Linked DNA regions of Homo sapiens: region 1 is linked to region 2. The links are chromatin loops, found by intact Hi-C in ENCODE. Cell type or tissue: PC-3. All regions are shown on one strand. Each heading gives the region's core, and the rest is flanking DNA. Links, peaks and the distances in the headings are about the cores only.

Evidence for each region. A loop is a pair of places that touch in the nucleus more often than their neighbours do. Peaks named below come from ENCODE experiments on the same cell type or tissue, not always from the same donor. Only the 100,000 strongest peaks of a DNase experiment are listed, where the experiment ranks them.
Region 1: a loop joins it to region 2, with 10 times the contacts of the local background. A loop is called at or near these places in 2 of 110 quality-filtered maps.

What each region holds. Positions count from the first base shown.
Region 1 is chr21:26,710,808-26,722,296 of GRCh38, forward strand. No RefSeq gene overlaps it. Among named protein-coding and RNA genes, the nearest start is that of ADAMTS1, 130 kb to the right of the region's middle. In PC-3, for the core only: CTCF peaks have their summits at 5,266 (motif pointing right), 5,467 and 6,533 (motif pointing left); a DNase peak (open chromatin) is centred at 5,284; H3K4me3 peaks cover 551 bases.
Region 2 is chr21:26,384,221-26,395,709 of GRCh38, forward strand. It overlaps a transcript of CYYR1-AS1 not described here. Among named protein-coding and RNA genes, the nearest start is that of CYYR1-AS1, 16 kb to the right of the region's middle. RefSeq lists an enhancer at 5,317-6,516. In PC-3, for the core only: no CTCF peak of the experiment used is centred there; DNase peaks (open chromatin) are centred at 4,691 and 5,991; H3K4me3 peaks cover 2,114 bases; H3K27ac peaks cover 4,241 bases.

The sequences.
Region 1 (11,489 bases), core at 2,196-10,195, 330 kb after region 2:
AAAATATTACAGTTTCATTTGCCTTTCAATTCATTATCTGACATGACTTGGCTTCTATGGAAAACAACTATTTGTGTGTCATGGAAGAGTACACAGTTAAAAAGTTGTTTATCTAGCACTCTATCAGCTGGAACTCTTCTAACTGATAATTTCTCCCACATGTAGTGCAATGAAAACTAGTATTTATAATGATGGTATTGAAAAACAAGGAATTATCACAAAATTAGTGAATTAATACAATCTCATAATTTTATGTACCTGAGAACTGAGCCTCTGACAGATGATCTGCCCCCAGATGTCATGGTTAGTGATGGCTCTGGGACTGGAATTGGAATTTTCTGATACCCATGCCAATGAACTCACCATCTTATCCCCTTGCCTGAAATTTCCTTCCATCTGCAAAATTTTGATTCTAAACGTACAGATCTGTCAGTGCCAGAAAATGATCTCTCTGTGTTTTTTTTGTTTGTTTGTTTGTTTTGTTTTGTTTTTTTGAGACAGAATCTCACTCTGTCGTCAGGCTGGAGTGCAGTGGTGCCATCTTGGCTCACTGCAACCTCCACCTCCCGGGTTCAAGTGATTCTCCTGCCTCAGCCTCCCAAGTAGCTGGGACTACAGGTGTGCGCCACCATGCCCGGCTAATTTTTGTATTTTTGGTAGAGATGGGGTTTCACTATGTTGGCCAGGATGATCTCCATCTCTTGACCTAGTGATCCGCCCACTTCAGCCTCCCAAAGTGCTGAGATTACAGGTGTAGCCAGCGTGCCCCGCCCTCTGTGGTTTTCTAATGTCAAAAGCACTTTTTAAAATTTTAAATGTTTAAAATTTACATTTCAATACCTTTTTGGGGAACAGGTGGTGTTTGGTTACATGAATAAGTTCTTTAGTGGTGATTTCTGAGATTTTGGTTCACCTATCACCTGAGCAGTGTACACCGTACCCAGTGTATAGTCTTTTATCCCTCAGCCCACTCCCACCATTTCCCCTGAGTCCCCAAAGTCCATTGTATCATTTTTATGTCTTTGTGTCCTCATAGCTTAACTGCCACTTATGAATGAGAGCATAAAATGTTTGATTTTCTATTCCTGACTTACTTCACTTAGAATAATGGTCTCCAATTCCATCCAGATTGCTGCAAATGCCATTATTTCATTCCCTTATATGGTTGAGTAGTATTCCAGGGTATATATATGTATATACATATATCACATTTTCTTTATCCACTGGTTGATTGATGGGCATTTGGGCTGGTTCTATATTTTTGCAATTGCAAATTGTGCTGCCATAAACATGCATGTACAAGTGTCTTTTTTGTATAATGTGAATGTCAAAAGCATTTTAATGTCTCAGTCCTTTATCTTGTTAGTCACAGTGATTGTTCATGTAATAAACTCTGATGACAAATCCCTTTCAAGTCTTCTACATAATCAGAAATCAGTTATACTGAATATTAGTTTTATTTTTTAAACCGTCATTATATTACAGTTGTCCACAAACAGAATAGATAAAAGTGTATGGAAGTCAGGAAGTGTAGTAATCAAACACTCATGCATTCACCGTACCAGGTAAGAACTAGCATATAATATTTGTTGAAGCTACCTTTGTGTTCCTCCTCCCCTTTGGGGTTAAGTAAATTTGTCATTCTTGAGTCTTCAAAAATGTCTATATGTATAGGGTACATAGTAACTCTACCCAGTGCAATTAAACAGGAAATATTCCTCCATTACACTGTATTCATGCACTAATTTATGCACTGAAACTATCATTCATTTATTCAATCCTTAATACCAATGTTAAAGCACTGCTTCAGAAGATATGGAGAGAGATTATACTACATTAAGTAATATAATTTTATGCATTATAGAATAGAGTATGTATATGTATAATCAATATCTATATTTTTTCTCAAGATATTTTAACTATTATCAAAGGCTAGATGTTCAACAGGACATTATACATTTCTTTGATTTTTAAGTACTAACATTAATAATATCCATCAATTATTGGATGCTTAGTCCATGCTAGGCACTCTATGATTACTGTCTCTTTTAATATTATGACAACCTTTTGATGTAGTTTATCATTTGGACCATGTGAATGACTGTAACAAGCATCGCAAAATCTCAGCAGCTTAACAAAGAGAGATTTGTTTCTTACTCATCTCGAAGTCCCTTTTCTTTAAGCAGTGATTCAGGGATCCAGGCTTCTTCCTTTGGACCATTGGAGCCAAAGGGCTCATGGAACATTTTAGAGGCCAGGTCTGGAAATGACATGCACCTGTTCTGCTCACATGCCATTGACCTGAATTAATAACAGCATCCACGTGGTTCAAGTTAAGCTGGGAAGTGTAGTCTACCTGTGTGCCCAAATAGAAAATAAAATTATTTGGAAAACTCATAGTATTTTCTCTGCCACATAAATAAAATTAGGTGCTGTCTTTATTATTAATATTTTCAATTTATATTTGAGAAAGTCAAGGCTTAAAAAGATAAAAGGACTTGCTCATGGTAGGTAAATTGTTGAGCTAAGATTCTCAGAAGACACATCCTTACCTACTACACAATACAGTCTCCCAGCTCTTTCTTGAACAAATCAATGTTCATTATACCAGTGGTCTATATTGTTGTAACACATTGCAACTAATAAGGAAAACATGCATGGATTTCCTTTAGAAATTAAATGATTGCTTAAGTATTTTTCTAAAATAAACCAGCATACCTACTTCTTGCATATTTTATTTTCTGAGTCATTGGCTTCGAGTAAATGATTTTGAGTGTTCATAAATCAGATGAAAACAAATTATTTGTTTTAACTGCATCAGGGATAATTAATTATTGGACAATTTGAGCTTTTTAAAATTTTGCTTTGTGGAATTTAGACTCAGAGTTAAATATAACTTCCCTTAATGATGACTAAATTAAACGAAATTACAACTGTCTTATCTACATGGATAATTGGGCCATCCACATGAGGCACTTCCAATTCTGAATTAATCATCTATTGCTTTTTTTCATAAGCTATGTTGATATTTTACCACGACTTAGGACTAACTAAGGTGGTAAATTAAAAATCTGTTTTTTCATTTTGATGATAGCTCTACACAATTTCTATATTGGTGCAAATGTTGAGTTCTTACATTTAGTTGGAAATATTTTTTAAATAACTTCATATGTAAATGTTATATGGAACCATTCTCCTTCACCTAGGAACTATATGGAATGTCCCAACTCCTTAATATTCTCAAAATTTTTGGCACCAAGAAAGGATAATCAGAAATGAAACCAAATGTTGAGGTAAAAATCAAATAAGCACTATGTCCCTGTTCTCTCTTTTAGTGGAGTTGTTCAAAGTATCACGGTATTTGATAAGCCCAAATTCATGATGTAAGTTTTGAAATAATTATCAGTGAACAGCATTGTTCTCTGTTATGATTTATAGAGTTGCTCTGAAGTTTTTGTTTTGTTTTGTTTTGTTCTGTTTGGAAGGGAGTGTGATAAAGAGAGCACTTTTGTCCCTAACTTGCTGTAGAGCTTTTCAAAAATTGTTAAATGTCTTGTAGGATGCTTTGTTGGCAAGCATGAGATAACTGTATTGACTTGTGTGCCTCAGCTCCAGAGAAAACAAAATTAGTTTACTGGAGCAAAAAATGTTTTGAAAATTTATATAAATTCTACAAAGAAATGTCTAAAAACTTCTGATTTTGCACTGGACACCTCTCAGCCAAAATGGTAGAATGGTCAGGGGTTGAATTGTGACCCCCAAAAAGATACTTTGAAGACCTATCCCATGTACCTGAGAATGTGACCTTATTTGGAAATAGGGTCTTTGCAGATGTAATCAAGTTATGATGAGGTCATTAGGATGGGCCCTAATCCAATATGACTGATGCCTTATAAGAAAAGGGAAGACTATATCAAGAGAAACACACAAGGAGAGAGCACCAGGTGGGCACAGATGTAGAGACTGAAACCATGTAGCTGTAAGCCAAGGATTGGACAGGATTGATGGTCGCCATCAGAAGCTAGGAAGAGGCAAGGAAATATTCTGTTACTGGAAAGGGGTCCAGATCCAGACCCCCAAAGAGGGCTCTTGGATCTCTTGCAAGAAAGAATTCAGGACAAGTCCATAGAGTAAAGTGAAAACAAGTTTATTAAGAGAGTGAAAGAATAAAGAATGGCCATTCCATAGGCAGAACAGTCCCGAGGGCTGCTGGTTGCCCATTTTTATGGTTATTTCTTGATTACACGCTAAACAATGAGATGAGTGGATTGTTCATGCCTCCCCTCTTTAGGCCATTTAAGGTATCTTCCTGACATTGCCATGGCATTTGTTAACTATCATGGCGTTGATGGGAGTGTAGCAGTGACGACGACCAGAGGTCACTCTCATCACCATCTTGGTTTTGATGGATTTTAGCTGGCTTCTTTACTGCAAACTGTTTTATCAGCAAGGCCTTTGTGGCCTGTATCTTGTGCCGATCTCCTATCTCATCCTGTGACTTTGGAATGCCCAACCTCCTGGGAATGCAGCCCAGTAGGTCTCAGCTTCACTTTACCCAGCCCCTATTCCAGATAGAGTCACTCTGGTTCAAAAGCCTCTGATATTTCTATCCAAAGACTCAGAGGGAGTGTGCCCCTATGAGTGCCTTAAGTTTGGACTTCTAGTCTTCAGAACTGTGCAAAAGTAAATTTCTGTTGTTTTAAACCACCCAGTTTGTGGTACATTGTTACAGGAGTTCTAGGAAACACATACAAATGGCTGCAAGTCAAACATGCAAAAGGGAAAGCTGTTTTTACTTATTTGCTTCTCTTTTCTCTTGGGGTTGGAGGAGAATCCCTGCCATGGAGCCAGCGACCTAGGGCCTGAGAGTGTGGCTTTAGGCCCTTGAGGTGGTGCCTCAAGTAACTCCATGGAAGTCACAAAAATCAAGTAGATTAAAGACCTGAGTGTCCCCCCGCCCCTCCGCATGTTCTTATGATAATGGGAGTGGAGTTGGTGATCAGGTGGGCTGTTTGTTACAACAAAGTATTTGTAGAAGATAAAAGGTTTGTAAAACTAAGCAATACATCTTTTCTTCAACAAACCCTGTCTCACTTTCTGTTATGTGCCTGTGGTCCTCTCTACTGCCCAGGAAGCTGGGTCATTCCACTTTCTCTGATCTAAGAGAAATTGCAGAGATGAAGGAGGGCTTGGCAGTTCGGGGACTAGCAGCCGGTGGTCAGCATCAGAACCAGTACCATCAAAAAACTGCAATGATAGTTGTCAACACTAGGTGGCACCACAGCAAAGCCTGCAGACGCCCCAGTCTCCAAGGAGTGCCACGCATCCCTGTGCTAGGAAGTTATAGGAATTCTCCTTCATCTGTGCGTGCCTCTTGCTTTCAGTAACCTACACCTTTCCTTTCAAACAGAAGTGATGCCTACCTGTGGACTAAGGCAGGGTTCAGCCTTAGAATGGGCTCATAATTCCTAGAGAATCATGATCCTGTAGAAGCAGGTGAAAGCAAAGACACCTGGATGAAAAGTTGAGTAAAAAAGAAAGCACCAATACCTGTGCTTTGAGTCACTTCACGATGTCCCCACCGCCTCCCTAGCTAAGACAGCCCTGCCACTTTCCCTGCCCTCCCCCACTTTTGTATGTCCAATTGAACCCTTTCTACAAAAGTCCCTTGAGAATGCCTGTTGTTCTTCTGAGGATGCTGTTAATACTCACTTTAGACATCACCAGGAGGCACCCAGTGCGGCTGGCTCCATCTCACAAAATGTGACTTCTGCGATCCCCATCCTTCTTTGTATTTCTGGAAACACATGAACTGTACATTGAGTTGGTAAGATCCTTCCTGGAACTTACTCCTGACCACATGATCAAAGCCCTGTGTAGTTTTCATGGTATAAGGCAATAACTCTTACTTAAATTTATTGGTTCTTTTTATATACAAGAGAACAGGTCAACTGCAACCTGTGTTTTAAGCACATTCAAAATACATTATAATTTGTTTTCATTTAACTGTCATCAACTTAGGTGAAAGTCATCCTTTTTAAGACCTTTGATTTGGAAGGAGTTTTCTCACTTGTGTTACATATTATGCCTTGCCTTTAAAGGTAGTCTTCAAACAAATATAATAATGAAAATTGGTTTGTATTAATGTAGTGGTAAAAATTTAGGTCTAAGGAGACAGATGAATTAGGTTTCTCGAGTCAATTTGAATGCAACAAAAAAAATCTAGGTTTCTTATTTATAACTCCTGCATTTTACAAATCTGTCCATTTGAAGCTGTGGGCTTACATAAATCTGTCACTTGGTACATCAAATAATCTGGGATTGCTTACAATTTAACCATTAAGATCTTTTCTAATGCAGCTCATTTTTTAGAAAATCGTATTCAAGCATAGATTGCTGGGTTTTATTTAAAATTAAGATTTTTAAGACACAATATTCTCTTTTATTTCAGCTTTAGATCCCTTCCCCAAACAGTAAAAATGCTCGCATAAAAATAAAATATTATGAACAGATTTAGTGGCAGCTGATTCTGGGTTAAATGCTCCACCTTGTGGTTGAATAAGGAAATTTACTTTTTAACTTTTTATTTAATGATGTTAATATGAAAGTTGTCTTCTCTTTTTGTCCTTGGAAGACAAAGAGACTGCTGCTGCTGATGGTGAAATTATCCATAATGTGTATATAGATTCACCAAGAAGATATGATTTGGTGGCTTCAGAAGCCAGATTTCGGGGTACACCAGAGACTCAGCAATTGACATTGGTGCCATCTGGTAAAACGTGACCAAAATGAACCCCAAGTTAGTACCCTGAAGGTTTTACCCTTTGTGTAGAAACGTTTCCTAAGTCATTCTACACAATAAATTAATACTACACAATTAATACCTGCACATATAGTCCAGAAGGAAATGAAATGGACAGGTGCCTGTGTGCGCGCCTGTGTGTGTGTGTGTGTGTGTGTGTGTGTGTGTGTATGTGTGTGTGTGTGTGTGTAGGTGGGGTAAGGGGATAGGAAATTACAGCTCTGAGGGTGAAACTAATTTAGTTCTATTTTCAGAAGCCTCAAATCTCCACTCCCACTTCTCTTGCAGTATGCAGGAAGGAGGCTGGATCCCATCAATACCTAAGGAAAGCTCACTATCACTTGCTTTGGAAAATGGAAAATTCCATTCTCATCAGCTTTCTGCAGAACCTGGAGCCATCTCAGCCAACCAGAGTTCTTTCATCGAGATGGGCCCTACAGATGCTTTCTCCTTTCTTTTCATCCTAAAGAAATGCTACCCTCATATCTGTTTTTACTTCCATAAGCTTATTTTTCTTTTTGTCACAGAACTTCGTAGGTACATTTTAGGGCACATTAAATTTTAGCTAATACTTATTGCTTCCGAAATAATATCTGTTCTGGTTTTCAATTGGCCATTCTTGCATTGCTATAAAAAATACCTGAGACTGGGTAATTTATAAAAGAGGTTTAATTGGCTCATGGTTTTGTAGGCAGTACAGGAAGTATGGTGCTGGCATCTGCTTGGCTTCTGTGGAGGCCTCAGGAAACTTACAGTCGTGGCAGAAGGCAAAGCAGGAGCAGGCACATGGCCAGAACAGGAGAGAGAGAGAGTCGGGGGTGAGGTGCCACATACCTTTAAACAACTAGATTTCACAAGAACTCACTCAGTATCTCGACAAGAGCACCAAGAGGCTGGTGCTAAGCCATTCATGAGAAATCCACATCCATGATCCAAACACCTCCCACGAGGCCCCACCTGCAACACTGGGGATTACAATTCAACATGAGATTTGAGAGGGAACAAATATCCAAATTATATCACCATTGCATTTTATTGTTTTCTACCTTCAGTAAAATAGCTTCTGACAGCAAAATGAGTCACACTAGACCTCCTGAATTTAAGGAGAAAGGTGTGTGGTCTATTAACATTTGTGTATTTTGTTGTCCTTTCCTTGAAAGTAGAAGATTCAGAAGGAAGTCCCAGGCCTCCTAGTCCCTTCCCCCTGTCTTTGCAAAGAGGATGAAGACGGTAATGCCCCATCTCAGGGAACATGTTCCTAACAGCCAGTTTAAAACCTTTAACACAGAAAGAGAAAGAAATAGTTTTGCTGAATTCATTTACTAGTAATATTTTAAAAGCAGTGTTTAGGCCGGGCATGGTGGCTCATGCCTGTAATCCCAGCACTTTGGGAGGCTGAGGTGGGCAGATCACAAGGTCAGGAGTTCGAGACCAGCCTGACCAACATGGTGAAACCCCGTCTCTACTAAAAATACAAAAAAAAAAAAAAAGAAAAAAAGAAAAAATTAGCCAGGTGTGGTGGCACGCGCCTGTAATCCCAGCTACTCAGGAGGCTGAGGCAGGAGAATCGCTTGAACCCAGGAGGCATAGGTTGCAGTGAGCCGAGATCGCGCTGCTGTACTCCAGCCTGGGCGACAGGGAGAGACTCTGTTTCAAAAAAAAAAAAAAAAAAAAGGTAGTGTTTAAGGTATGTCACATATGTAGAACATCAGAATGAGAAAATGATGACAGTGGGCAGGCTGGCGGGCGACTGCAGATGAAATGTGGTGATTATGAAAAGTGTAGCATCTCTAGAGCCTTAGGCACATGCCTGGTTATGTGTTAAGAGCTATTCAAGAATAAGCTGTTCTAATAATCACAACTCTATAAGATGGGGCTACTAGTGTCCCCATAAAATATAAGGAAACTGAGACATGGGGTCATTGTCACACCTCCCTAATGTCATATGGCTGGAAAGTGGCAAAGTCAGAATTTGAACCCAGGGTCCTTCTGCCTCCAGCATTCATGTTCTTCATCTCAACACTCTCCCAGATTTTGTGGCAACAGTTGAAAATCAATATTGCCCTAAACCACTGTAATTTCAACAAAGATCTATGAACACCTATCATGTGTCAGGCCCGTGATGAACTCTGAGGGCACTGAGATGGATGACCTGGTCCCAGCTGTCCAGCCTCTGGTGAGTCTTTTTCAGCCTGTGAACACAGCTGTGGGAAACCTCCAATACCACACACAGCTTTTGCCCACCGGGCAGGCCCAACAAATGGCGTCTAGACACCACATACCATAGAGCCGCTGCCTTGCCAGCCATGAGGTCACACAACGCACTAGTCCACAGCACGCAAGCTGCCTTGGCGGCGTCTCAGGCCTGCTAATTGGGACAGGTGCAGAGTGATGACAGCGGGCCACCCACAGAGCTCTGGCACACTGGCAAAGACATGAGGAGCGGGAGGACAGGAAGAAGAGAAAGCCTGAACTGCAGCCTGGGCAGTGGTGGCTGGCAGATAAAAACATCCTTTATGCACCAAGAACTTGGCTATTTTTGGAATGGGCATTCCCTAATCTCTAAAGCAAATGGTAAAGCCTCAGGAAATGAGAGCCTATGAAAATATATGCCTACATGCAACCACCAGCCTTCCAAACTGGAAAGATAATTTGCACATATACACACATACACGCACGCACAGACACACATACATACATGCACAAACACTCCGATAATTCTAGTAGAAGCTGTGGATCTTTGTAGGATGTAAAGGGAAATGCTACTTCAGGGACAACCATTTTAACAGGTTCATTTCAAATGGGTAGGTAAGAATTAGAAGTAAAAATAAAAGAAAGACCATCTCAGTTACAGGTTAACAGTTGGTTAGGAGACATCATGAAAATGCTAAAGGAAAAGGAGCAGATTTAGAAGAAGCATGTAAAGAAATAAAGTTGACCTTTCTAGATTCTGAAGTTATCGGCAGAATTGATCTAATGTAAGTATTGGCAGGAATATTGTAGGAAGACACCAAGAGGAATGAGATAAGGTCACTTGATTGCAGGAATTTATAGTATAACAGGGCAAATCATTAAGAAATGTCTAAAGTTTTGGTGGAAAGACGCTCATTTTTATGTGAACTAATGGATGCTAATTTTCTTTCAAATGTATAACTGATATTGAATTTAAATGCTCAGCTACATGTAACATGCATTTCTGTTACAGTCTGTTAGGATCTCAGTGGGACTTTAAGAAATAATAAGACATAGAAACATGACTCGTAATGAGAAGCTAAACACAAAGATAGCGTATATGATTTATATTATGCAACTTTTTTTTAAAGTTAGGAGGCAATCACAATTGCTTACTTAATCTAGGTACTTGCAATTAAGCCATGAGCTGAGTATCAGATACCTATTCATTTTCTCCACATCAAAAGTTATCTGTAGGCCAGGCATGGTGTTTCACGCCTGTAATTCCAGCACTTTGGGAGGCTGAGGTGGGTGGATCACCTGAGGTCAGGAGTTCGAGACCAGCCTGACCAACATGGTGAAACCCTGTCTCTACTAAAAGTACAAAAATTAGCCAGGCATGGTGGTGTGTGGCTGTAATCCCAGCTACTCGGCAGGCTGAGGCAGGAGAATTGCTTAAATCTGGGAGGCAGAGGTTGCAGTGAGCCAAGATCACGGCACTGCACTCCAGCCTGGGCAACAGAGCCAGACTCCATCTCAAAAAAAAAAAGAAAAGTCATCTGTAAATCAGATATTCTTAGAACATTTTAATAAGTCACCTCCTTTATTTCAAAAGCTTATGCTTTGCAACGTATTTATCAAAAAATACCTGACAACTGCACTTCCGTTTGGATGTTGCAAGAATAAAATTAAGATAATATTCATGAAGTCTTCTGAGGCCCTTATTATAGATATTTTAGATAAATGTTTCATTGTTATTAGAAGCTAAAGCAATCTATTAAGTGCCCATGGCATTTATTTTTTAATCGTGAAAACTTGGAAGTTATTTGGTTTCTGTTGTAATTTTAATAGTTACATTTGTAACACAAAAGATAAAGAAAATTTATTTGTTAATGTTTGCTTGTGTGTGTGTGTGTGTGTGTGTGTGTGTGTGTGTGTGTGTGTGTAGGATGACTTATGCCCCGCAAAGATATTCAGCTCTTAGACCCTGTATCCCTGTGTAAGTTACCTTATGGCAATAGGGATTTTGCAGATGTGATTAAGTTACAGATCTTGAGATGCGAATATTATTTTGAATTATTCCAGTGGGCCCAGTGTAATCACCACAGGGGTCTTCATAAGAGGGAGAATTAGAGTCTGCAGCAGACAGCACCATGGAAGCAAGAGGTTGCAGTAATGTTAAGAAGGGGTCATGAGCCAAGGAATGCAGGCAGCCGCTGGAAACTGAACAAGAGAGAGGAATATCTTCTCCCCTGGAATCTGTAAGAGGAACCAGCCCTGATTGCACCTTGACCTTCATCCAGGGAGACTGACTGTGAACTTCCGACATCCAGAAATATAAGAAAATAAATTTGTGCTGTCTTAAGCCACTAAGTTGGTGGCAATTTGTTATACAGAGCCCCAAGAAACTCATAGTGTGTGTGTGTATACATTCATATACTCAATGATGTCTCAGATAATAAGGTGAATCAGATCAGCTGTCCCTTTGATTGAATTCAAAGTCAGGTTTTTTTCA
Region 2 (11,489 bases), core at 1,977-9,976:
AATGTGAGGACATGAGATTTATGAGGGGCCAGGGGTGGAATGATATGATTTGGGTATGTCCCCACACAAATCTCATTTTGAATTGTAGTTTCCATAATCCCCACATGTTGTAGGAGGGACCAGGTAGAAATAATTAAATTATGGGGGTGGCTTCCTTCATCCTGTTCTCATGACAGTGAGTTCTCACGAGATCTGATGGTGTTATAAGGAGCTTTACCTCCTTTCCTTGGCACTTCTCCTTGCTGTCACCATGTGAAGAAGGATGTGTTTGCTTCCCCTTCTGCCATGATTGTAAGTTTTCTGAGGCCTCCCCAGCTCTCTGGAACTGTGAGTCAAGTAAACCTCTTTCCTTTGTAAATTACGTAGTCTCAGGTATGTCTTTATTAGCAGCATGAGAATGGACTAATACACTTCCTTAGGATTCCCTGTGCTTCATTTTGGTCCAGTAATTAAGATTTGACATCTAGTACACTACTCCAACCCCAGCACAATTCTGATTGGTTGGTACCAACCTGTTCTTAATTATTTTAAATATTATTACCCCTTTGTACCTGCTGGAAGAGCAGTGGTTCTCAAGCTTCTGTTACTCTTTAGGATCAAAACAGCTGACTGAGTTCACCCAAGAACTCTCAAATTATAACCCTCCAGGTGGGGTCTGCAGGCTGGTTAAGAATAGTTGTGTTAGAGGAACATAGCTGAAGGGTATGGCCTGTTACTTGGAAAGGGACTCACCAGTTACATAATGAGACCTTTGTCTGGGGAAGGAGCAACTCTAAGCCAGTGGGTCTCAATCTTGGCTGCCCATTGGAATGAATAATAAGGAAAAAAACCCCAATACCAGGATGTTATTCCAGAGATTCCAGTTTAATTGGACTGGAGTGTGGCCTGGGCACTGAGTTGTTCTTTTTTTTTTTTTTTTTTTTTTAAACACTTCCCATCCATTTTTATGTGCAGCCAAAGTCGAGACCCACTGCTTTAAGCAGAGAATAAAGCAAGTTAGAACATCTAGCCTTGAAAGTATGTATAAATGGACACAGGAAGGGGAACATCACACTCTGGGGACTGTTGTGGGGTTGGGGGAGGGATAGCATTGGGAGATATACCTAATGCTAGATGACGAGTTAGTGGGTGCAGCGCACCAGCATGGCACATGTATACATATGTAATTAACCTGCACATTGTGCACATGTACCCTAAAACTTAAAGTATAATAATAAAAAATAAAATAAAATAAAATATAAACTTTAAAAAAAAAGAAAGTATGTATAAGTGGCTTGGAAATAGAAGAAAAAGGATATATTGATAACATGTGTGTGTGTGAGACAGAGAGCAAGAGACAGGGAAAGAGCATGTAAATTAAATTAACTAAATAAAGGGATATAGTATAAAAGGACTCAAAGACAGATTTTCTTAAGGTTTTCCTAGATCCTAGTAATTGCATTATTATCATTTGGTTTTCTTTAGTGTGTCTCCCAGTGATTGACAGATTGGGCAATTCTGATCATAAGGATTCTGGTCTCTAAGTGTCCAGAATGTATAGAGCATTATAAAAACAGCTTAGCTTACTAATTGCAGCTTCCTTCCCTCTTTGCAGCTTCTTTTCCTAACTCTGCACTGCAGGCCCAGTATATTTTGTAACCCCCCCAAATCTCATTTGCGGCCAGAATTGTGACATCAACTCTTTTTTTTCTGGTGTGGTTTGGAATTAAATCATGGTGAGAACTAATTTCAGAACCCTCGGGCGAGTCATGGCTGTTTGAGCAACTCTTAACTTTGCAGCTTTCATAAGTGCTCATTGTCTAAATGTATGCCCATTTCTTGGAACTGAGCTTCTATTTTGAATCTAACTTTGTATTGTCAATACCCTCTAGGCAAATACCACCAGGAACACACCTATAATCAAACAAATTGAGTTTATGATTTGTTGCAGAAGGAGAACATATACTGTAGGAAACTATGGGGTGTCTAAGAGAGCGGGTGTTAGAAAGACCTTCTTACAGGATTTGGGCTTTGGTTGAGTGATGTCAGAGAGGGTCCACAAAGCAGGTGTTCACTCTCGATTGAACGCTGTCAGAAAGTGGGGGCAATTCTATAATTGGGTATCTTAATATATCTTATTTATAGAGATGGTAGATTAATTATAAAGTAGCAGTCACACATTTTGGCTAAGAGACAAAATATCTGGCATTTTGTGGGTAGCATAGTGACCTTGGTTTTATCTTTCCTTGGATAAAATTATGAAGTGGACTTGTTTTACCTCACTTTATCATGGTCTCAGAGTAAACTCGTTTGACGTTGGCATTCTGTGAGATTGTTTAACAGGAGAATAACTTGACATAACTGTGTGTGCTACACCAGCTTCTGGGGGCCAGGGCTGCCTTTCCCCTACTACTTCTCAGTAGTGTGCATGTTTTTGTTTTTTTTGACAAGGTTTCACTGTCATCCAGGCTGGAGTGCAGTGGTGCGATCACAGTTCACTGCAGCCTTGACTTCTTGGGTTCAGGTGATTCTGCCACCTCAGCTTCCTGAGTAGCTGGGATTACAGGCATGCACCACCATACCCAGCTAATTTTTTTGTAGTTTTCGTAGAGATGGGGTTTTGCCATGTTGCCCAGGGCTAGTTTCAAACCCCTGGGCTCAAGTGATCTGCCCACTTTGGCTTCCCAAAATGTTGGGATTACATGCCTGAACCACTGTCCCCAGCCCTGCATGGTTATACTGCCCAAAATCCCAGTTTCTTTCTAAAACTAGTGTTACAGCTCTTTTACTCCCATGGTTAGACAAGTTCTGAGTTCTTGTCCCACAACTGAGAAGAATGAGGTACACAGACATCAGAAAGTGAGTAAGGCAGAATAGAATTTATTGAGCAACAGAAACACTCTTGACAGTGAGAGGGGACCCAAAGGTGTGTTGCTAGCCATGAGGCTAAGTCTAGGGATTTTTATGGGCTTGAAATGGGGAAGTGCATGCTGGTTGGTCTATGAGTATGTTTGAAAAAGCACCATTCAGAAATAGGCACAATAGTGTAGATGACCTTTTGGGGAAGGGTATGTCTACATAAAATAGGTGAAGGAAAAGGACCAATTTGGAGAGAGCATGCCAAATGGAAATGGGAGCTCTCGATCTGGTTCGTGGATTTACACTTTGGTTTTCAGGCTTTAGATTGTCCTTGGCTTGAAGGTTGAGTTTCACTGGGGACCCATCCCTTTTTGCCTAGGAATTTACCTGCCATGGTGATGGTGGTTCTGTAGCCACTGCAGAGGATGGGATAAAGTTCTGAAGGCCTAAAAGCTGACCTCACACTGCAGCCTGCCACTTTGGTTCTATCTTGTCAAGCTTCCTTCCCAATAACTGAATGGGTCCCACTGTTACCAACTCTTGCTTCCGTTGAACTTGTTCTGACAACCTTACTGAACAAGCCAATGATTCTGCTGGCCCAGCTTGTTCAACTCTGGTAGTTGCATGAAGCTAGTTATGGTGACCAGAATTTCTCTTCTTTTCAGCACATCACCACCTTCTGCTAGCTATGCAATGCTCTCCATCCTACAGGACTCACATCCAGGTGAGTTTGTGTGAGAAGAAACACTTATTTTATTTTATTTTTTGGGACAGAGTTTCACTCTTGTCACCCAGGCTATAGTGCAATGGTGCAATTTCAGCTCACTGCAACCTCTGCCTCCCAGGTTCAAGTGATTCTCCTGCCTCAGCCTCCTGAGTAGCTGGGATTACAGGTGTGCACCACCATACCTGGCTAGTTTTTGTATTTTAGTAGAGACGAGGTTTGACCATGTTGGCCAGGTTGGTCTCGAACTCCTGACTTCAGATGATGTGCCCAACTTGGCCTCCCGAAGTGCTGGGATTACAGGCATGAGCCACTGTGCCTGGCCTGAAACACTTACACTGAGTCAAATTTGTCTCTTTAAACCTCTCTTCTAACTTTGTTCTGTTTCTGCATGACAGCCCTTTAGAATTTTTATTGATTACATGTTTGCTGAATGAATACATCGTCTCCAAAATACCAGCATTTAGTAATATGTAGCCTTTTCTTTTGTTTAGGAAGCTTGGAATATTAAAAACAAATGTGAAATATATGAAAAAGGAATAAGGAGGAGGCATGGAGTAGATGTGAAAGAAAGAAGGCAATTTTAGAAAATGGAGTTCATGGTAGACAAACTTTCTTTCTTTTTTTTTTATTTGAGACGGAGTCTCGCTCTGTCACTCAGACTGGAGTGCAGTGGCACCATCTCGGCTCACTGCAACCTCCGCCTCCCAGGTTCATGCCATTTTCCTGCCTCAGCCTCCCAAGTAGCTGGGACTACAGGCACCCGCCACCATGCCTGGCTAATTTTTTATATTTTCAGTAGAGACAGGGTTTCACTGTGTTAGCCAGGATGGTCTCCATCTCCTGACCTCGTGATCCACCTGCCTTGGCCTCCCAAAGTGCTGGGATTAAAGGTGTGAGCCACTGTGCCCGGCCCATGGTAGACACACTTTCAATGAAAAATGAGAAACAAAGGGAGTCATAGGCATTTACAGTTGCCTAATCTTTCTAACTCAACTTCCTGCTTGAAAAAAAATTTCCTGTGACTCTCTGACATAATTACACAGTCACCCAGGAATGCTGGATGGTCACATCATAGGGAATATTAAACAGAAAAACAATAATAAAAAGAATGTGTATAACAGGAAGAAAGAAGGCAATATTAGAAGCATCCCTGCAAAGAACAGATGCAAAGATTTTTCCATTGTTGTGGAAAGGAACTTGAAATGCAAAGACAAGGCCAAATGACTCGCTCAAGGTCACCTGGGACCTCAGGGCAGAATGAAAGAGTAGATTATTGTCATGCTGTATCCACCAGACCATGATGTCTCAGTAGCAATGTACCTGCAGGCTAAAGTCACATGTCACATAGTTAGCACACTGCTCCCTGCCAGACTTGAAGATAGCAGAATCACTGTTTTAGGAGAAAGATTTAAAGCTGTCATTAATGAATCCAAGTAGCTGTTTTTGTAAGTACATAAATATCTCTAGTATGGAGAGGCAGAATTAAGTCTTGATAGCCACCTCACAAATGTTGACTATAAATGTTTGGTTAGTGACAAGTCTAGCTAAAAAGGAAATAGAATATTTATGAACTGTCATGAAAAGGAATCTCTGCAAGGCTCACATTTAGACAACAGTGCAATGAAGGCAATCTTATGAGTTATTCAAGAGAATCGTCTTGGGAACTGGCTCTATGGTAATTCTGAGAATTACCTATATAAATAAAGTCAAATTGGGAAGGTGGGCCGTTCTGTTTTTACATAGAAAAAATCATTTGAGTTTCTAGGACACTGTCTAAGATGTACTAAAATGGAGATTATCACTTGCTTATTTTCTTGAAAAACCATTAACATAGTACAATACAACAGAAGAGTAGTGGCCAATAGATTCCAAACCAGAAGGAATGTTTATGGAAGCACACACACACACAAAAAGACTCCACAACTTACTTACATTACTTTTATAATATTCCTAATTATTATAGTGGTTTGAAAGAGGTCAAATGTTACATCTAAATATAAAAGATTAGACTTATAAATGACAAGATTGTACTGACCCCAATATTCTATAGGGTTGAAAACAAAATACAATTGACCTTCATGATACACCTGATATAATGCAGGTCTTTGTTGTACATCAGATTACATTCTGCCTGTCTTGAAATAATAATGGCATTCTTTATGAAGCCATTTGATTAACTAGAATCATGAGCTTTGCAGGAGGAAATGAATAGTGGCAAGAATGACTTGCTTTCTGAGTAAACATAGCCTAGGGAAATGTTTTCCTGGGAGAGCACTCTCCATTCTCCACCTCCCCTGGTGTGTCCTCTGACTAAGTAGTTCTTCCCGTACTGCATCGCTGCCCAGAATATTCTGAAGACAGCCTCCCACCCCACCCCACCTCATCATGCTCTTCCAGGACAGCTACAGGAAGAAAAGGAGATAACAGAATCTAATGATGTCCCATAAGATCTCCAGTCAAGGTGTGAACATGAAGCTCCAGTGAGTAATGTGGTGTCTCACATCTATAAATGCCTTATGTGTGACTGATGCATTCTTGAGACATGTCCAGGACAAGTAGAATTAAGTCTTGATGGCTGCCTCTGATGATCACACCCTCATCAGCAGTCTGATCTATGCTTTGTTTGCAAACCCGGACCTTGTTGTGGCCTGCAACTCCCCACAGGCTCTCTCCCCAGCTGTCAAGCCTCTTCTAAAACACACTTCCCCTTTAGAGAGGGCCGTCTTCACTCATGTTAGAACCTGACACTCCGAGAGACTTTCCTCTCACCAGCTGGTTTTGACTGTGGCAGAAATGTTGTTGACATAGCAGATGGTCTTGATATTTCTGAAAACCGGCAACATCTTTGCCATGGCCACCCCCACACTCTTGGCTACTGTTTCTCCTTCAAGTAGTTTGGGTCATTTTTAGCAAACCTGTATGTTCCAATATTTTTTCTTAAATATCAGAACAGGGAACAGTGTAAGACAAAAGTCTCCTAAAATATAGACCAAGGCAGAATATGAGGGCTGTTTTGCAGAAAACCCAAAAGCTGAAATAAATTCTATTTTTAATCAGATTCTTTGATGAATTAGAATGAGCAAAAAGTGAGCAGATTTTAAATATTTGTGGTCTGAAATATCAGGCAGTAAGGTATGGCTAATGGATTGTGCTATAAGAAGTAGAGTCTGATATTCATGATGTTTGAAAGCCTCTTAAAACAATATACCAGTGAGTAATGTTTATCCTTATTGAACACAAGGTGACTTGAGAGAAGGGTAAGTGCAACTGGATTAGAGATTATTACTTAGTAGTAACTCTAGAGCCAAAGCAAATCTAAGACACCGTAACAATGTGATGACCTGGGACCCAATCCAGTCATCCTGAAAAATTAAAAGCAGACTGATTTATTATTTCCTTGCTTGCTCCTTGCAGGCAGGCACTCTGAACACTCTCTTAAACTCACTAGATAATGGTATAAACAGCTCTGCTTCATTTCGGAGATATCTGTACAATTTTAGAAAATGCTTATTCTCCTGGAAAGGACTTTCACACAGATGGGAAGTAGGCATGAGCACTGCAGGCCCTGCCAGGTTCAGTCAGCTTCTTGAGTCAACATCACTATCCAGGCCTGTAGCACTCATGATTGAGAGTGTCATTTGGATTGGCTAACAAAGGACAGTTGAGAACTCTGCCTCCAAAATGTCACAGTTAAAACACAGCTTACTAGATACAAATCCTGCCTTCTCATGGTAATATCAATGATCCGTACAGCAGTGAAATGTGGAGCTAATTGATTCCTTTGAATGCCAAAAGCAGGGTCCTAAGGATAAGAACGCAGTGGAGTCATATGGATGGATGGGGTATATAAAAAGGATGGGAGGAATTTGTGGAAGTGTAAACGTGGCATGTCCCATGTAAGGCAAGCTGAATGAGGAAAACCAATTTGGGTGTCAGGTGTATGGTGGGGTGGGATGGCAAGAAGACTCACGCATGGCACAAGACAGCAGAGAGGGTAATGGGTAATGCAGGGATTGTCATGAGAAGCTAGGGGTGGAGAAGCACTGGGTATATGATGTGTTATAATTTCTAGTTCCTTCCTGTTTTGTTGATTACATTAGTAGTGTCTCCAAAGGAACACAATGCTTGAAATAAAAGATTCTTTTCATAATGGAAAATGACTTACTTATAAAAAATATTCTGTAAACCCTACCATCAATCTGGCTTATCTCCAAGCACAGAAAAGCAAGATAATTAAGAGAACTGAGACAATGTGAAAAACAGTTAACGACTAGATGAAACGGACACCAAACCAATCAGAAGAGACGTAGAGCTAGATTCTTTGCTAGATCATTGGGAGGTCAGGAGGACCCAGCAGTGGTATGGGAGGGGATTTGGGATAATTCTAAGGGTACCAAAGCATTTCAGTATTTTAATACACAGTCACACCAGCTAAATACAAGCCCTGAAGGTAACCAACATTTCTTATAAGTCATGTCTTATAATAGAAATATTTAATAAAGTTTTTAGAGCCAAGGAAAGAGCCATATCTGAGACCCTTCTCACTTGTTAAAGGCTCCTTACTCATTATCAACCTACATCTGTCAACCAAATGAAACAAAGTATAAAATAAGAATCCTCCTACATCTTTTCTCGTTAATGGAAGACAGTAGCTTCAAGGAAAAAGTAAAGATTCAGCAAAGGGTTTAAATACAGGCCACATTTAACATAGGTCCAGTTGATTTGATCCTTTCAGATCAGCCTCTGAATTCTTGTTGTTCACCAGTAAATACATATTTTGTGTTAGTCCATTTTCATACTACTATAAAGAAATACCTGAGACTGGGTAATTTATAAAGGAAAGAGGTTTGATTGACTCACAGTTCCACATGGCTGGGGAGGTCTCAGGAAACTTACAATCATGGCAGAAGGAAAACGAGAAACAGACATCTTCTGCACAGGGCAGCAAAGTGGAGGTAGTACAAGCAAGGGAAATACCAGACACTTATAAAACCATCAGATCTCGTGAAACTCACTCATTATCTCAAGAACAGCATGGGGGAAACTGCCCTCATGATCCAATTACCTCCACCTGGTCCCGCCCTTGGCACATGGGGATTATGGGATTTACAATTCAAGGTGAGATTTAGGTGGGGACACAGAGCCAAACCATATTATATTCAGAACAGATGTTGAGCCCAGCTGTGGGAGCAGTAATGGCCTGTGAGCCAGATTGTTACTTGGAACTTTAGGACCCTTGACGGGTTTGAGAATAGTGCCAATTCTTCTAGGATGTGTTTGGGTTTCAAAGCATTTTGAAAATATTTGGTAGACATGTGCAAACATACCAAATGTGTAATTGTCCCTGAAAGCAGGCATCTAATTGACTATTTAGTGACAACATAACATGGGCCTCATTTCTTAAGAAACAGTAGGTGGTCAAAATTTTAGGAGAATATACTCCACAGAAACTCATGTAGCGTAGCTCAGTGATATGCCTATGAATCTTGAATATTAATTTTTCTTTCCTCATGAAAAATGCATCTATCCATATACGTATAAATATTTTTTCTTTTTTAAGCAAAATACTTAGTCAACTTGTAAAAGAATAAAGAATTCTATATAAAAGTTTTAAAAATTGCTTTAGAACAACGTCAGTTGGAAAAAAATTCATAATTTTTCATAAATACATTTTCTTTGTATTTAAAGCAAAATATTTAACAAAGTATGCCACATATGAAAAATGTGTATGAAGAGGTCGGGTTAGTCTCAAAGTAATCTGATGGTAAATCATGCCTATCAGAGGTAGATTCCAATATCAGAAAAAACTGTTTTCTAGGCTTTTTATGCTTCTATTTCACAGACATCCCACCTGAGTTCTAAATTTATTTCTCAAAGAAGCCAAGCTCCTGAGAGAGAAATGATACTGTAAGGTAAGAGTTCAGAAGGAAACACACACAGATACACCCTGACAAATCACACTGGCTGTCATCCCACCACCATGTAGTCTACTAGGATTTCAGGTGGGATGAGTAAAAATGTAGAATTAAAGTGATTCTTTCAAGATCATAATAATTAATAATTCCTAAAATAGAATTTTAAAATTCATCTTTTATGGGCCTGTATTTTTGCCTACTGTGGTATTACAGATATCCGCTTATACCCCTCTTGCATTTCACCAAAAACACTTTGGTTTTGTACTGTGGCAGACAATCTAAGGAAATACATTTTATCTCTTCTACCTGTTTTTTCCTTGCTCTATTTCAAGGCAGAATTCACGATTTGAAATTCCTTGCCACATGGATGTTAGTCTGGCAGAAAACATAAGCAATCTTAAATCCAAAGCTTTTTTTGGCTTTATATAAAAATCTCAGCCCTTTAGAAGAAATGGAGTTCCAAAGTTGGTGAGAAGGGGAGTGGTTCTGAATGCAGGGAAAGAGTTGAGTCAGAATGGGAAAGGGAGGAAGGACCTCAAGCCCCGCAGTCTGGCAGTTCCAGGGAGAGTGATCAGGCCTTAGAAAGGAATAGTTCGTGGTTCCCAGCCTTACCCAAATCCCCAACCCTAAGTGAGACACAGAGGCTGTGTCGCTAGACATAAAGAGACCATAATAGATGTATTCAGTAGTAGAGCAAAAAATTCAAGGATCTTAGATGGATCCTTCTGCTGTTTTATTGTTTTCTTTGCCTTCTCAGTGCCTGATCTGAGAGCGCGTGTCTATATGTGTGGGTGTATGCACCTTATGTGTGTGCGTGCATGGTGGTGGGATTTAGAGGATGGGGCCAAGCATGAGTAGGAATTCCAACGGAGTGAGTCACAAAGTTGAACTAAGTTGATTTAAAGAAATAAAGACATAATAGTCTTTCCATATCAAAGTATATGGACTAAATTGATCTCGGCCATAGTTGACCATTAACGATTATACATAAAGAACCAAATTTCCTGGTTTGAATATAAGTGGAAGCCATTGATTTTTCTAGGAAGTTGAATACATTATGCTTATCATGTATACCTTCCAAAAAGTTACCTCATGTCAAATTGTGCACAAATTAGATCTGTTTCCTAACTTGCCGAATGAAGTTGTTTATGGTTTTGAAACCTTTCCCCTTGGAAAGGTGCAGTGGACGTTACTCTGCCAAATCTCAAAATGCACTGATTCACTCCACAGATGTTTACAGCCAGTGTTTACATGTGTTTACCAGTGTTTACGTGTCTTCCATCAACCAAGCACTGACCTTGGCTTTGGAATATGATGCTAAATGGCATACAGTCCAGCTCCCAAGGTACTCAGAAGCCTGGGACAGGGAATCTACTTCACCCTCAAATTTCTTACCCTATGGAGGAATCCTTGTATTTAACAGAGACCAGCCAACAAACAGTGCCCCATACTGGAATGTCAGAATGGGAAGGAGAGAGAAGATCACAAGCGTCTTGTGTTGTGAACCTCAAACCCTGAAATCTGGCAGCACCAGGGAAGAGTCCTCAGAAAGAATGGCTCTGTGGTTCCCAAACTCTCCCAAATCCCTATTCCCTAAGTGTAACCAAGTGAGCCAAGCAAATGGTCATCCCTCTCACTTCACCTGGAGGTAAATTTGTGCCTGAGGCCGATTACCGCTTCCTGTTCCCCATCATGATGTCAAAATGCAAATGGCAGGTATGATGAAGATGAGCATATGATAGAAATAAGACTGTATTTCACAAAAATATAATCAAATCTTTATATTTCAAAATAAGCTTACAGATCTCCACCTAATATGACTTCAAGTAAATTTACATTATGTGGACCTACCATTTCCTAAGTATTTGCTATACTGCTCCATGGCTCTGTCAAATGTCTCTTCAGACTCTTAGATGGGATTATTGCCATCTACAAATAACTTCTGCTTTTTTAAAAAAGTCATTCAACAAACTTTATGAAACCACCAGGAACTGGATCAGGTGGTGGGG